Linked DNA regions of Homo sapiens: regions 2 and 3 are each linked to region 1. Evidence: chromatin contacts called from ENCODE Hi-C or POLR2A ChIA-PET data. All regions are on one chromosome and are shown on one strand. Each heading gives the region's core, a stretch centred on a gene start or an enhancer-like site at or near the end of the contact. The rest is flanking DNA. Distances are from core to core; before and after follow the strand shown. Region 1 overlaps COG4 (component of oligomeric golgi complex 4). Region 2 has its middle 35 kb from the start of IL34. Region 3 overlaps SF3B3 (splicing factor 3b subunit 3).

Region 1 (4,038 bases), core at 896-3,395:
AAGTTTAAAATTTTAGGATAGTAGTTACCTTTGTGGGAAGGGAAGAGGAGAGTCACTCTGGGGGCTTCAAAAGTGTAGTCATGCTACATAAGAATATTTTGGTCAGAAATGAACTGCTGGGCTGGGCATGGTGGCTCATGCCTGTAATCCCATCACTTTGGGAAGACTTTGGGAGGTGAGAGGATCACTTGAGCCCAGGAGTTCGAGACCAGCCTAGGCAACATGGCAAAACCTCGTCTCTACAAAAAATACAAAAATTAGCCCAGCATGGTGGTGTACAATATGTGTACACCAGCTACTGATATGTGTCCCAGCTACTCGGGAGGCCGAGGTGGGAGGATTGCTTGAGCCCAGAAGGTCAAGGCTGCAGTGAGCCAGGATCATACCACCGTACTGCAGTCTGGCCTGGGCAACAAAATAAGACCCTATCTCAAAAAAGCAAAAAAACCCCAAAACAACAACAAAAAAAAACTGTATCGGTATACACAAGAGGGTTCCCATAATATTATACCTTTTCTATGTTTCTATGGTACAGTACATAATACTGTACCTCTTCTATGTTTAGATATGTTTAGATATACAAGTACTTACCATCGTGTTATAATTGTCTATGGTATTCAGTATAGTAATATGCCATGCAGGTTTATACCCTAGGAGTAATAGTTTGTATCATATAGCCTAGGTGTGTAGTAGGCTAAGTACACCCTACGATGTTGACACAATGGAAATCGTCTAATGATGTATTTCTCAGAATGTACTCCAGTTGTTGGCAGGGTATGGTGGCTCATGCCTATAATCTCAGCATTTTGGGAGGCTGAGGTGGGCGGATCACTTAAGGTCAGGAGTTCGAGACTAACCTGGCCATCATGGCAAAACCCTGTCTCTACTAAAATTATAAAAAATTAGCTGGGAATGGTGGTGCACGCCTGTAGTTCCAGCTACTTGGGAGGCTGAGGGAGGAGAATCGCTTGAACCTGGGAGGCAGGGGCTGTAGTGAGCCAAGATAATGCTACTGCACTCCAGCGTGGGTGACAGAGTGAGACTCTGTCTCAAAAAAAAAAAAAAGTATTCCAGTCATTAAATGACACGTGATTGTACTGATTATAATTTATTATTTATTTATTTTTTGAGACAGAGTCTCGCTCTGTAACCCAGGCTGGAGTGCAGTGGTGCAATCTTGGCTCACTGCAACCTCCGCCTCCTGGGTTGAAGTGATTCTCCTGCCTCAGCCTCCCGAGTAGCTGGGACTACAGGCACGCACCACCATGCCCAGCTAATTTTTGTATTTTTAGTAGAGACGGGGTTTCACCATATTGGCCAGGCTGGTCTCGAACTCCCGACCTTGTGATCCGCCTGCCTTGGTCTCCCAAAGTGCTGGGATTACAGGTGTGAGCCACCGCGCCCGGCTGATTATGACTGATTACACAATTTATTTATATATACTTTTGTTCATATGATACATTGCACTGAAAAATAAGAGTAATTGATAAAATATTTTAAAAACATAGACCACATTGTAACAGAGTAGTCTGAATTATATTACATGATTACCAATTCAAACTCCTGTGGGCTGAAGAAGAGAGAAGGATTATTACCTTGGTTCGATTTTTTCTGTTGTAGAATTTCTCATCAGGTTGTTCTGAACATGCCGGAACTGCAACATACCACAGGAATGAGAATATTCTTCCCCACCCCCACATCTATTGGCCTCTTGCTGGTCACTCCAAACTTTTGGCATACAAGAACATTTAGATTTAGTTTGTTTACCAGGTTTACCTTCCCTTCAAGCCAGCAGTGGGCTTTCAGGATGACAGGCCAAAGATTTGTTTTTGGGTTGGATGCTAATAATACTCACCTCTATTACTGTGCTTAAAAGTCATGCTAATGGTGTTCCAATAGACTACTGTTTATAGTCTCCTAGTCTGGAGTTCTAGAAATACAATTGTATGAGGCCACTCCTATTTCTATGTCGTACTTTTACTTTCTCTGCTCAAAAGAAGGAAAAAACAAAGTTCTGAAAAAGCAAACGTTATCTTTAACATCTTAGGAATGAAGGGGAAATTGGAGACAATTACTTGGACACTTAATAGGACCTCAAGAAATAGAATTGTCATTATATCATTAGAGGGCACTGTTGCACATTTTGTGATAGAGAACTGGTTTACTACTTCTGCTGTGTTCTTTTCAGGAAGCTCTTTTTATTTCCGTTTTGGTCTTGAACTGAGGCCATCATCATCTCGACAACACCTCAAGTCCAAAGTAAGCTGTCAATGGGCAAGATGCAGGCCAGTGTGCGCTTAGCATTTATTTTTCTCCTGTCTGCACCTTTTTTTTCACTTTTTCAAACCCTACAATTTATTCTACTCAGTGTTCCTCGCTAAAGCTGCTACCAAACCCTACCTGTAGCTTCCCCTGCTCACCTGCTGGTGGTAGTCCCTTTGCTTGATGAACTTGTCTACCACCTTCTCCACCTGTCTGTCACATTCCACCTGCAGATATTTGATCAGGGTATAGAGTCTCCCTGGCCCATAATAGGTCTCCACTATTGGCTGGTGGGTCTCCACAATGCGGGCAATCCCTAGAAGGGAGGAAGCAATAGGGTTATATTCCAAGTATTCTTCCTACAAAATAAACTTGCTCCCATCCAGGACTAACCGAAGGTCTAGCTCAATCCTTTTGGCTGCTTCACTTTCTAAAATGAACACAAATAGGCCTAGTCAATGCTAGGGGTTGCTAGGCAAATATGTTAAATATGTACAGTGCTTGGTACACCAGCAGGCATTTGGTAAGTTACATTGATACTGTTTTCTACAGCAGCATCTTTGGAAATCAGCATCACTCGCTTTCCAGTAATTTATTTTAGGGTTAAATTTATTCGTACAGAGTTTGGGGTTTGAGGGTTAGGTAGGATCAAAACACTGGAGAGACTCTAATCTTTGCTAATCAGGCACTGAATCTGGAAGTTATTTAATTCTCCAATCAATTAATACACAATAAACTACATGATTAAATTAAAGTCATCAGGCTAGAAGGGTGAGAAGAAAGGCTAGGATGCAGGTGTCATATACAGTCTCCAGTCTCTCTAGAGCGGAGAAAGAGGCTCACCTTCAAACAGAAGAGTAAGTGTATCTGCAAAGATGACTGCAGCTCTCCGATCACTCATGTCTGTCCCCAGCACCATGAGCAGATTCTCCTCAGCTTTACTGGCCACCTAAAAAAGGAGAAAACCCACACACATTCCTCAGAAAGGTCACCCTCATACCAGGTATATCTCAGTTTTCCAAAAATCCTCCCATTGACTTTCTTTTTTTTCACATTTCCCTTGATGTCTGGAAGCCCAGGCAGCACAGAGGAAACTCCCTTGAGGGACAGTCTGAGCCTCAGGCAGGACAAGGAAAGTGAGCATGGTGTAGCTCCTCTTCCATTATTTTCTTCTCTTGGAAAATATGGACTGCCATTAGCCAAGGGAGAGAGTCCCCAGTTTCAACAATCTTCTCAAAGGGTAACTTTCTATTATTTTTTAAAATAAGACAGAAACTCACTCTGTTGCTCAGGCTGGAGTACAAGGGAGCCACAGTCATAGTTCACTGTGGCCTTGAACTCCTGGACTCAAGTGATCCTCTCACCTCAGCCTCCTGAGTAGCTGGAACTATAGGCGAGAGCCACCATGCCCGGCTAATTTTTTAAAAATTTCTGTAGAGATGGGGTCCTGCTATGTTGCCCAGACTGGTCTGGAACTCCTGGCCTCAAGCAATCCTCTTGCCTCAGCATCCCAAAGTGTTGGAATTACAGGCGTGAGCCATTATGCCTGGCATGTTATCATTAACAGTGCTTTCTCAAGCACGACAAAACCTGGGTACTGCAGAAGGGACTTTTACTGGATTAAAGGTAGAAGCCATTTCTAGGTCCCAGATGTCAAAGTATACTGATAAAAAAAGTACCATAGAGCAGGTTTCCTTTTTTTTTTTTTTTGAAATGGAATTTCGCTGGTCGCCCAGGCTGGAGTGCAGTGGCACAATCTTGGCTCACTGCAACCTC
Region 2 (4,038 bases), core at 1-2,500, 100 kb after region 1:
CTCCCCGGTTCAAGCAATTCTCCCTGCCTCAGCCTTCCATGTAGCTGGGATTTCAGGTGTGTGCCACCACGCCCACCTAATTTTTGCATATTTAGTAGAGACGGGGTTTCGCCATGTTGGCCAGGATGGTCTTGAACTCCTGACCTCAGGTGATCTGCCCGCTTCTGCTTCCCAAAGTGCTGGGATTACAGGTGTGAGCCACCACGCTTGGCCTGAAAGTGGGATTCTTGAATCTTATGCCACAGCTCGCAAGCTGTTAAGTCCTGGGACCAGTGCTTTTAATCTCTCAGCCTTAGTCTTCTGTTTGTAAAATGGAGATGATGACACCCGGAGGTGTGGGGCTTCCAGGATAAATTAATGTCACTGTGCAGATCAAGCAACAAGCAAGTGCGTACCAAGTGCATGGCACAGCGCCTGGCACCTGGGAAATGCTGGGGGATATTAGGGGATCTCACAGGTGCCCAGAGACAGGTGCACTGAGGCAGAGACTGTCTGGGACTACAGCCTGGAGGTGTATGGCTGCTCTGAGGGGTAGGGATTTATCCTGCCTTGGTTTCAATTTGCAGAGGCCTGTTCCTGAGTGAGTGATATTACCCATGAGGCCAGTGCTTTCAGCAACCCCATGAGGCTGGCATGGTCACTGTGCCTCTTGCAGGTGCCAGTGGGGAGAGAGAAACTCAGATCTATAGCTAGAATTGGAACCCAGATGCCTCTGGATGTTTTGAGAGGTTTGCACCATTTAAAATGTGAATGTCAGGCTGGACGTGGTGGCTCATGCCTGTAATCCCAGCACTTTGGGAGGCCAAGGCAGGTGGATCACCTGAGGTCTGGAGTTTGAGACCAGCCTGGCCAACACGGCGAAACCGTCTCTACTAAAAATACAAAAATTAGCCAGGTGTGGTGGCGGGCGCCTGTAATCCCAGCCACTCTGGAGGCTGAGGCAGGAGAATCACTTGAACCTGGGAGGTGGAGGTTGCAGTGAGCCAAGATTGCGCCACTCCACTCCAGCCTGGGCGAAAGAGCGAGACTCTATCTCAGAAAAAAAAAAAAAAAAGTGAACGTTTTTCCAAGGTAGGAGCTGAGAGAGGGATCTGGGAGAGGAGGGAGGAATCAAAGGGCCAAGAAAACTCTTGGTGGATTCTCTCCTTCATCCCCATCCTAGTCTTGTGCCTGTTTTCCTCCAGCGTCTGGGAGTGCCGAGTGTTCAGTTGACCCAGTTCTCCTTCTCTGCTGGAATTTTGGCATCTGGCCCATGTGTCCAGTTCATTCACTCAGCTATGATTTGCCAGAAGTTATAGAGTTTCCTATGTGTCAAGCAGGTGCCAGGCCCTGAGGACACAATGATGACACCAGAACCAGGCTCTGTCCCCAGACCCTGTGGTCATTCCTGTGGGGAGAACGACACACAACACACAACTGAATGCAGTTAGGATAATGTCGAGTGGCCAGTGCTGTGTGGAAAGTGCCGCAGAGGGAGTGACAGGGGTGGCCTGGTGGCCAGAGAAGGCATCTCTACGGAGGTGATGTTTGAGCTGACAAGAAGAAACCAGCTGGGGAGAAATCTCTTGTGGAATATTCCAGGAAGAGATAAGGCAAAGTCCTCAGGGAGTAGCCGTCGGTGCGGGACAGTGGGTGAAGCTAGGGTGAGGAGGAAGGAGGGGCCCCCTCAAGCCTGCCGGGAAGCCACGGAGAGCAGTTAGGGTTGATTCTGAGGGCAGATTCCAAGATTCTTCTGGAAATGAAAAAACTGCTTGCGTTCTTTCCCCCCCTTCCATCCTTTGTGATTTTGGGGGCTTCTTCTTTCTTTCTTCTTTTTGTTGTTGTTTGAGACAGGGTCTTGCTCTGTGGCCCAGGCCGGAGCACAGTGGCCTGGCACAATCTCAGCTCACTGCAACCTCCATGTCCCTGGTTCAGGCAGTCCTCCCGCCTCAGCCTCCTGAGTAGCCGAGACTACAGGTGCGCACCACCACGCCTGTCTAATTTTTCTGTTTTTAGTAGAGATGGGTTTCTCCATGTTGCCCAGGCTGGTCTCGAACTCCTGTGCTCAGGGGCTTTGTATTTTGAAACACATGTGAGAGGCTCTTGGAACTGGAAGGAAGGGTTGGTGCCCCCAGATTGCCTGAACTCGCTCTTGTATCCACTTCCTAGTTGCTGTGAAGGGGGAGGGGCTGCCAGGTACGGCAGATTTGTGTCCTTCTCCCCGCCACCTTGCTGGAGATACCTGGGAGTTTATACCATTCTACACCTGCAGGGGGGCCACTGACTGAATTAGGGGTGCAAAAGCCTGACCTCTTTGCCTCAAATAGAACAACACTGTGGTGCTATTTAAAAACAGCCTTCGGGCTGGGTGCAGTGGCTCACACCTGTAATCCCAGCTCTTTGGGAGGCTGAGGCAGGTGGATCGCTTGAGCTCAGGGGTTTGAGACTAGCCTGGGGCAACATGGTAAGACCCCATATCTACACAAAATTTAAAAAAGTTACCAGCCTGACCAACATGGTGAAACCCCGTTTCTACTAAAAATACAAAAATTAGCTGGGCATGGTGGCAGGCACCTGTAATCCCAGCTACTCCGGAGGCTGAGACAGGAGAATCGCTGGAACCCAAGAGGCAGAGGTTGCAGTGAGCCGAGATCACACCACTGCACTGCAGCCTGGGTGACAGAGCAAGACTCTGTCTTAAATAAATAAATAAATAAATAAATAGCTGGATGTGGTGACAAACACCTGTGGTCCCAGCTCTTCGGGAGGAGCAGGAGGATTGCTTGAGATTGGAGGATTGCCTGAGCCCAGGAGGTCAAGGATGCAGTGAGCCATGATTGCACCTCTGCACTCCAGCCTGGGCAATACAGTGAGACCCTGTGTAAAAATAAAAGATAGCCTTCTGTCTTGAGGTTCCCTCCCTTCATTAATCATGTGAAGCCCAAAGCCTGTCTCAGGCTCTGCTTCCAGGAGAGCCAGCCTCCAACAGGCCGATAGGGGCTGTGTGTTCTGTAGTCTAGAAATCGGGGTTCTGGGATCATGGAACCAGCTGACCCCTGGGGGCTTTTCCTTCCAGCTTTAAGAGTCTCTAAAGCTGTGTGATTTCCTCAAGTCACATAGCAAGTTATTGGCAGAGCCAGGCCCACAAACTACTCACAGCCTGAAAGCACTGGGGGCTGGGGGCTGGGGGCTAGGGGGATCTGCTGGTGAATGGTGAGTATGGTGCAGAGGCCAAGGCCCAAGCTGGAATACGGTGCAGAGGCCAAGGCCCAAGCTGTGGTTCATCCAAGGCTGTGCTCCCAGATGAAGCTCTGGATCTCAGGTAAGGCCCACTCTGCCGTAATTACTCCAGAGACTTTAGTTTCCTGAATTCTGCTCCCTTTACCTCTGTATTAGAATGATTCACACTAAAGTGTGAAAGATTGTCAGCTCAGAACCCTCCCAGAAGCAATGCATCCTGAAAAGAAAGTGCTTGTTAACCCACATCAATCTCTAATTGAAGGGACTTTTTGACAGGTATAAAGTGAGTTGGAAAAACGCACACAGTGTAAATCTGGAGCCTTTGGGGCTCAGGAGGGATTCCTCAGCTTCCCCAAGATCAGCTTCCCCACCCCCATTTCTGCTTCTCCCAATTAGAACACATGTTTTTTGTTTGTTTTGAGACAGAGTCTCACTCTATTGCCCAGGGTGGAGTCCAGTGGTACAATCTCAACTCACTGCAACCTCTGCCTCCCCGGTTAAAGCGATTCTCCTGCCTCAGCCTCCCAAGTAGCTGGGATCACCACGCCCAGCTAATTTTTATATGTTTAGTAGAGGCGGGGCTTCACTGTGTTGGCCAGGCTGGTCTCGAACTCCTGACCTCAAATGATCTGCCTGCCTTGGCCTCCCAAAGTGCTGGGATTACAGGCCTGAGCCACTGTGCCCGGCCTCAGACCACATCTGTTGAGAAATGCATGTCGTCTTCTTCAGGTTCCCACAGCAGGGCCGGTCGAAGGGGTGTCACTGGAAGTGAAGGTGACGCAACTGAAAAAATAATTTTGTGAGAAGTGTATTTTTGCA
Region 3 (4,038 bases), core at 906-3,405, 68 kb after region 1:
CCAAAGCACTGGGATTATAGGTGTGAGCCATTGCGCCTGGTCATAAATTCTTGTTTTTTTGTTTGTTTGTTTATTAGAGATGGAATCTCTCTCTCTTGACCAGGCTAGAGGGCTGTGGTGCGATCTCAGCCCACTGCAACCTCTATCTCCTGAGCTCAAGCGATCCTCCTTAGCTTCCCAAATAGCTGGAACTACAGGCATGTGCCATCACGTCCAGCTAATTTTTGTATTTTTAGTAGAGAAGGTTTTACCATGTTGGACAGGGTGGTCTCGAACTCCTGGCCTAAAGTGGTCCACCTAGCTCAGCCTACCAAAGTGCTGTGATTACAGGCGTGAGCCACCATGCCCAGCCTCTAAATTCTGTTTTCTATTCAAAGTAAAAATGACATGTGTTTGAGTCATCCACTTGCTCATTTGCATATGGAATATTGTATGTGAATATTTTATTACACCCTTAAAATTAATTTTCAAGGGCTATATGTAGAGCTCAGAAGAAACATCTCTGCTGCTGAAATCAAACCTGGTCCAAAAAACGTCACAACGGAGGAAAGGAATAGATGGCTCTCGAGGACAAGATAGGGACTCTTAAAACACCTGCTTGGCCATGGTTGATTGACATTTGAGTGATCTGGTAGCCCAACACACCCTGTGAAGTTCAGGTGAACTGAAATGGGCAGGTGTAGGCTACACACCAGTCTGAACCAGCACAACCAAGAGTTGTTTCTCTTTTTTTTCTTTTTCTTTTTCTTTTTTTTCTTTTTTTTTTTTTTTTTTTTGAGATGAAGTCTTACTCTGTTGCCCAGGCTAGAGTACAGAGGCACAATCTCGGCTCACCACAGCCTCCGCCTCCTGGGTTCAAGCAATTCTCCTGCCTCAGCCTCCCAAGTAGCTGGGACTACAGGCATGCACCACCATGCCTGGCTAATTTTTGTATTTTTAGTAGAGATGGGGTTTCACCATGTTGGCCAGGCTGGTTTCGAACTCGTGACCTCAGGTGATCCACCCACCTTGGTCTCCCAAAGCGCTGGGATTACAGGCGTGAGCCACTGCACTTGGCCAGGAGCTGTTTAAGCCATCAGGAGACATGCTGACCCACTAGAAGAGGCTGCTACGCTCATTTCTTCCACAAACGTTTACTGGGCACCTACCATGAACCACCACCTCCCAGCTCTGTTCTGCACCCAGAGGTTGGAGGAGAGTTTATAACCAGGCAGTCTCTGTCGCTGTGAGGTTGGTGGTGAGGTGAGTCTGCCAGAGGGCCTGCCACCAGTTTCAGAAGAGCCTGCAGCCTGCATCTGATTTCCTCAGCCACAACCTTGGGACTTCAGGAAAAATCAGAAGGTCCCAAGTCTGAAAAATGAAGAGGTGGGGAGTGGGCAGCAGGGGTTTTAGGTCAGGAAATGGTAGGAAACCTGTAGTTGTGGCTCATAATCCTAGTGGGATATTAGAACCCTCTTCATTTGTCAGAACAGATTCCTGGGGTCTGCTCCCAATTATTCACACGGTGGTTCATGCCTGGTAATCCCAGCACTTTGGGCGGCCAGAGGCAGGCAGATTGCTTGAGCCCAGAAGTTTAAGACCAGCCTAGGAAACAGACCCCATCTCTACAAAAAATTCAAAAAGCCGGGCGTGAAGCCCTGTTTTTTTTTTTTTAAAAAAAGAGTCTGCTGGTGATGTCTGGGCATGTGTCTGCTTCACAGTCCAGTGTTATGATCAGTAGCTGTGATGGACAATGAACATTGCTGCTTGTTCAAAATGAAGAAAAAAAATATCAAAGAAAACCAGGTTTGGAAGTTTCAGATTTGGAAAAGGAGCTGGGCCAGCCCATCTGGAATAGCTGAGGGGCCCTGTTAGCCCCACCCTACCCCACCCCACCCCCGTATGCAGCATCTCTGGCGGTGCCCAGAGGCAAGCCCCCTTCAGTTTCCCACCTCTCACTCTGCCTTCCAGAGCCTAGTCAAGTTTTAAATTCCCAGGTCCACTCAGCAGAACTTGCTCCCTTCTCTGACTGCAGTCTCATAATGAAAGGAGAGGTGCTTTCAGTTGGGTCATTTGGTAGCGTTTAGGCTTAGAAGTTACTAATTTGGAGCCGTGAGTATATGTGTATAAGCTAGTAACACGTGATGGTCAAGGGAAGTACTACCATTTCCTGTGGGTTATTAGGGCCTCCAGCTGTTATGAGGACACACTGGGGAATCTCAGCTTTAGGGAGTCGATGATGTAACTGGAGAAAGGCAATGCTGCCCTCATAAAGCAATCAGAAACGAGATTCCACCTGCCAAATGCCAAGAGGCAGCAAAGTCCATGAAGAGAGCACTGTATACAGTCAGATGACCTGGGCTCACTAGCCTCTAAGCATAGTCTTGGTTTCCTGCCTGTAAATTGGTAGAATAAGACTGATTTACTGGGCCTGGCATGGTGGCTCACACCTGTAATCCCAGCACTTTGAGAGGCTGAGGCAGGAGGATCCCTTGAGCCCAGGAGTTTGAGACCAGCCTGGGCAACATGACAAAACCCCATCTCTCCAAAAATACAAAAATTAGCCAGGCATGGTGGTGCACACTTGTAGTCCCAGTAATTAGGGGGCTGAGACAGGAGGATCACTTCAGCCTATGAGTTTGAGGCTGCAGTGAGCTGTGATTGCGCCACTACACTCCAGCCTGGATGACAGGACGAAACCTGTCTCAAAAACACCAAAAAACAAAAACCGGTCTCCTGGGGTCATGGTAGCACAAACGCACATGACTGAGTGCTCAGGGGTTCTGAGGCTTGTCCGCTGACCTGGGGCTCTGGCCCTGGGAGATCTGGGGGACCTGCTGTCCTATATGTGATGCTTTGAAAGAAAGGGGCATCATTCCAAGCCAAGAGGCCCCAGAGAGGGCACCGTGCGGTGTTCAGGCTTCTGTGAGGCCCCAGTGAGATCCTGTGGCTGTGCCCCCATCACCTCCACCCACTCTGCCCTCCCACTAGCTGCCCAACGGATGAATCAACGCCTTGGCAGAGTTTTCCAGCAGGGCCTTGCAGAGAGTGTGTGTGACCTGTGTGGCCACTGCCTTGGGGACGGGTGAGGAGTTAGCCTGGAACATTCCAGCGTGGGCATTATTGTCCTGTTGCAAGTTCAGGGCAAAACCAGGAATCCAGTTTTGTCGATCCAATTGAGAAAACATTTCATGAACAACTACTTGTGGCATGCATTGGCACTCGGAATAAAGCGCACTATTGTCACTAGGTTGGCATTTCTTTTTCTTCTTTTTTTTGTTTTTTTATTTTTGAGACCGAGTCTCACTCTGTCGCTCAGGGTGGAGTGCAGTGATCTTGGTTCACTGCAACCTCTGCCTGCTGGGTTCAAGCAATTCTCCTGCCTCAGCCTCCCGAGTAGCTGGGATTACAGGCGCCTGCCACCACGCCCGGCTAATTTTTGTATTTTTAGTAGAGATGGGGTTTCACCATGTTGGCCAGGCTGGTCTCGAACTCCTGATCTCAGGTGATCCGCCTGCCTTGGCCTCCCAAAGTGCTGGGATTACAGGCGTGAGCCACCGCATCCAGCAAGGTCAGCACTCCAGACTAGGTTGGCTGTGGAAGACTGGGTGTTAATAAGGGGTTCCTAAATCCAGGATTCTGTGCTCACATTCAGTGAAACACTACAGACTCCCCTCTTGGATAGTTTGAGGCTTTGAACACAGCCGTTCTCCTATCCTCCCCCACTGGCCCATCCCTAATGAATCCAAATGCAGTCTAGTAAAATCAGGAAGCCTGCTATGAAAACTTGACAGAGATATTGAAGATGCCCCTGCAGTTGCCCACTCTGACCCAGGTGAAGGGAGAATGGCTGTACCTTTGGTGATGGTGCTGAGGGAAAGGACCTCAACTCCCGTAAGTGCTGGGTCTGAGGCCACGTGTTACACCAGGACAGGTCCTGTGTCCCTCAGGAAAACCTGGCTTTGGGGTCAGACCTCAGTAACCAGCTGGGGAATCTTAGGTAAGATTCTCTCTCTCTCTCTCTCAATCTCTCTTTTTTTTTTTTTTTTTCTAAGAAAA

Evidence for each region. Hi-C counts contacts between places; a loop is a spot of excess contacts on that map. ChIA-PET counts read pairs that join two places held with the same protein, here RNA polymerase II (POLR2A). Pooled maps may share reads with other maps.
Region 2: a pooled map shows a loop between it and region 1 (2.4-fold over the local background). The contact joins two enhancer-like sites. A Hi-C loop is called at or near these places in 2 of 50 pooled maps. POLR2A ChIA-PET finds 5 or more read pairs at or near these places in 2 of 52 experiments (activated naive CD4-positive, alpha-beta T cell and endothelial cell of umbilical vein).
Region 3: a pooled map shows a loop between it and region 1 (2.6-fold over the local background). The contact joins two enhancer-like sites. A Hi-C loop is called at or near these places in 3 of 50 pooled maps. POLR2A ChIA-PET finds 5 or more read pairs at or near these places in 7 of 52 experiments (AG04450, BJ, GM10248 and 4 more).

What each region holds. Positions count from the first base shown.
Region 1 is chr16:70,506,811-70,510,848 of GRCh38, forward strand. It overlaps COG4 (component of oligomeric golgi complex 4), which reads right to left. Exons shown (of 19, transcript NM_015386.3): 6 at 3,106-3,211; 7 at 2,421-2,578; 8 at 1,596-1,654. Among named protein-coding and RNA genes, the nearest start is that of COG4, 15 kb to the right of the region's middle. Within about 2 kb of position 2,146, at least 2 of the 41 ENCODE cell types and tissues checked have a DNase peak (open chromatin) inside an H3K27ac peak, as active enhancers do.
Region 2 is chr16:70,609,166-70,613,203 of GRCh38, forward strand. It overlaps a transcript of IL34 not described here. Among named protein-coding and RNA genes, the nearest start is that of IL34, 35 kb to the right of the region's middle. Within about 2 kb of position 1,251, at least 5 of the 41 ENCODE cell types and tissues checked have a DNase peak (open chromatin) inside an H3K27ac peak, as active enhancers do.
Region 3 is chr16:70,574,441-70,578,478 of GRCh38, forward strand. It overlaps SF3B3 (splicing factor 3b subunit 3), which reads left to right. Exons shown (of 26, transcript NM_012426.5): 26 at 1-3,228. Among named protein-coding and RNA genes, the nearest start is that of SNORD111, 38 kb to the left of the region's middle. RefSeq lists an enhancer at 1,232-1,301. Within about 2 kb of position 2,156, at least 9 of the 41 ENCODE cell types and tissues checked have a DNase peak (open chromatin) inside an H3K27ac peak, as active enhancers do.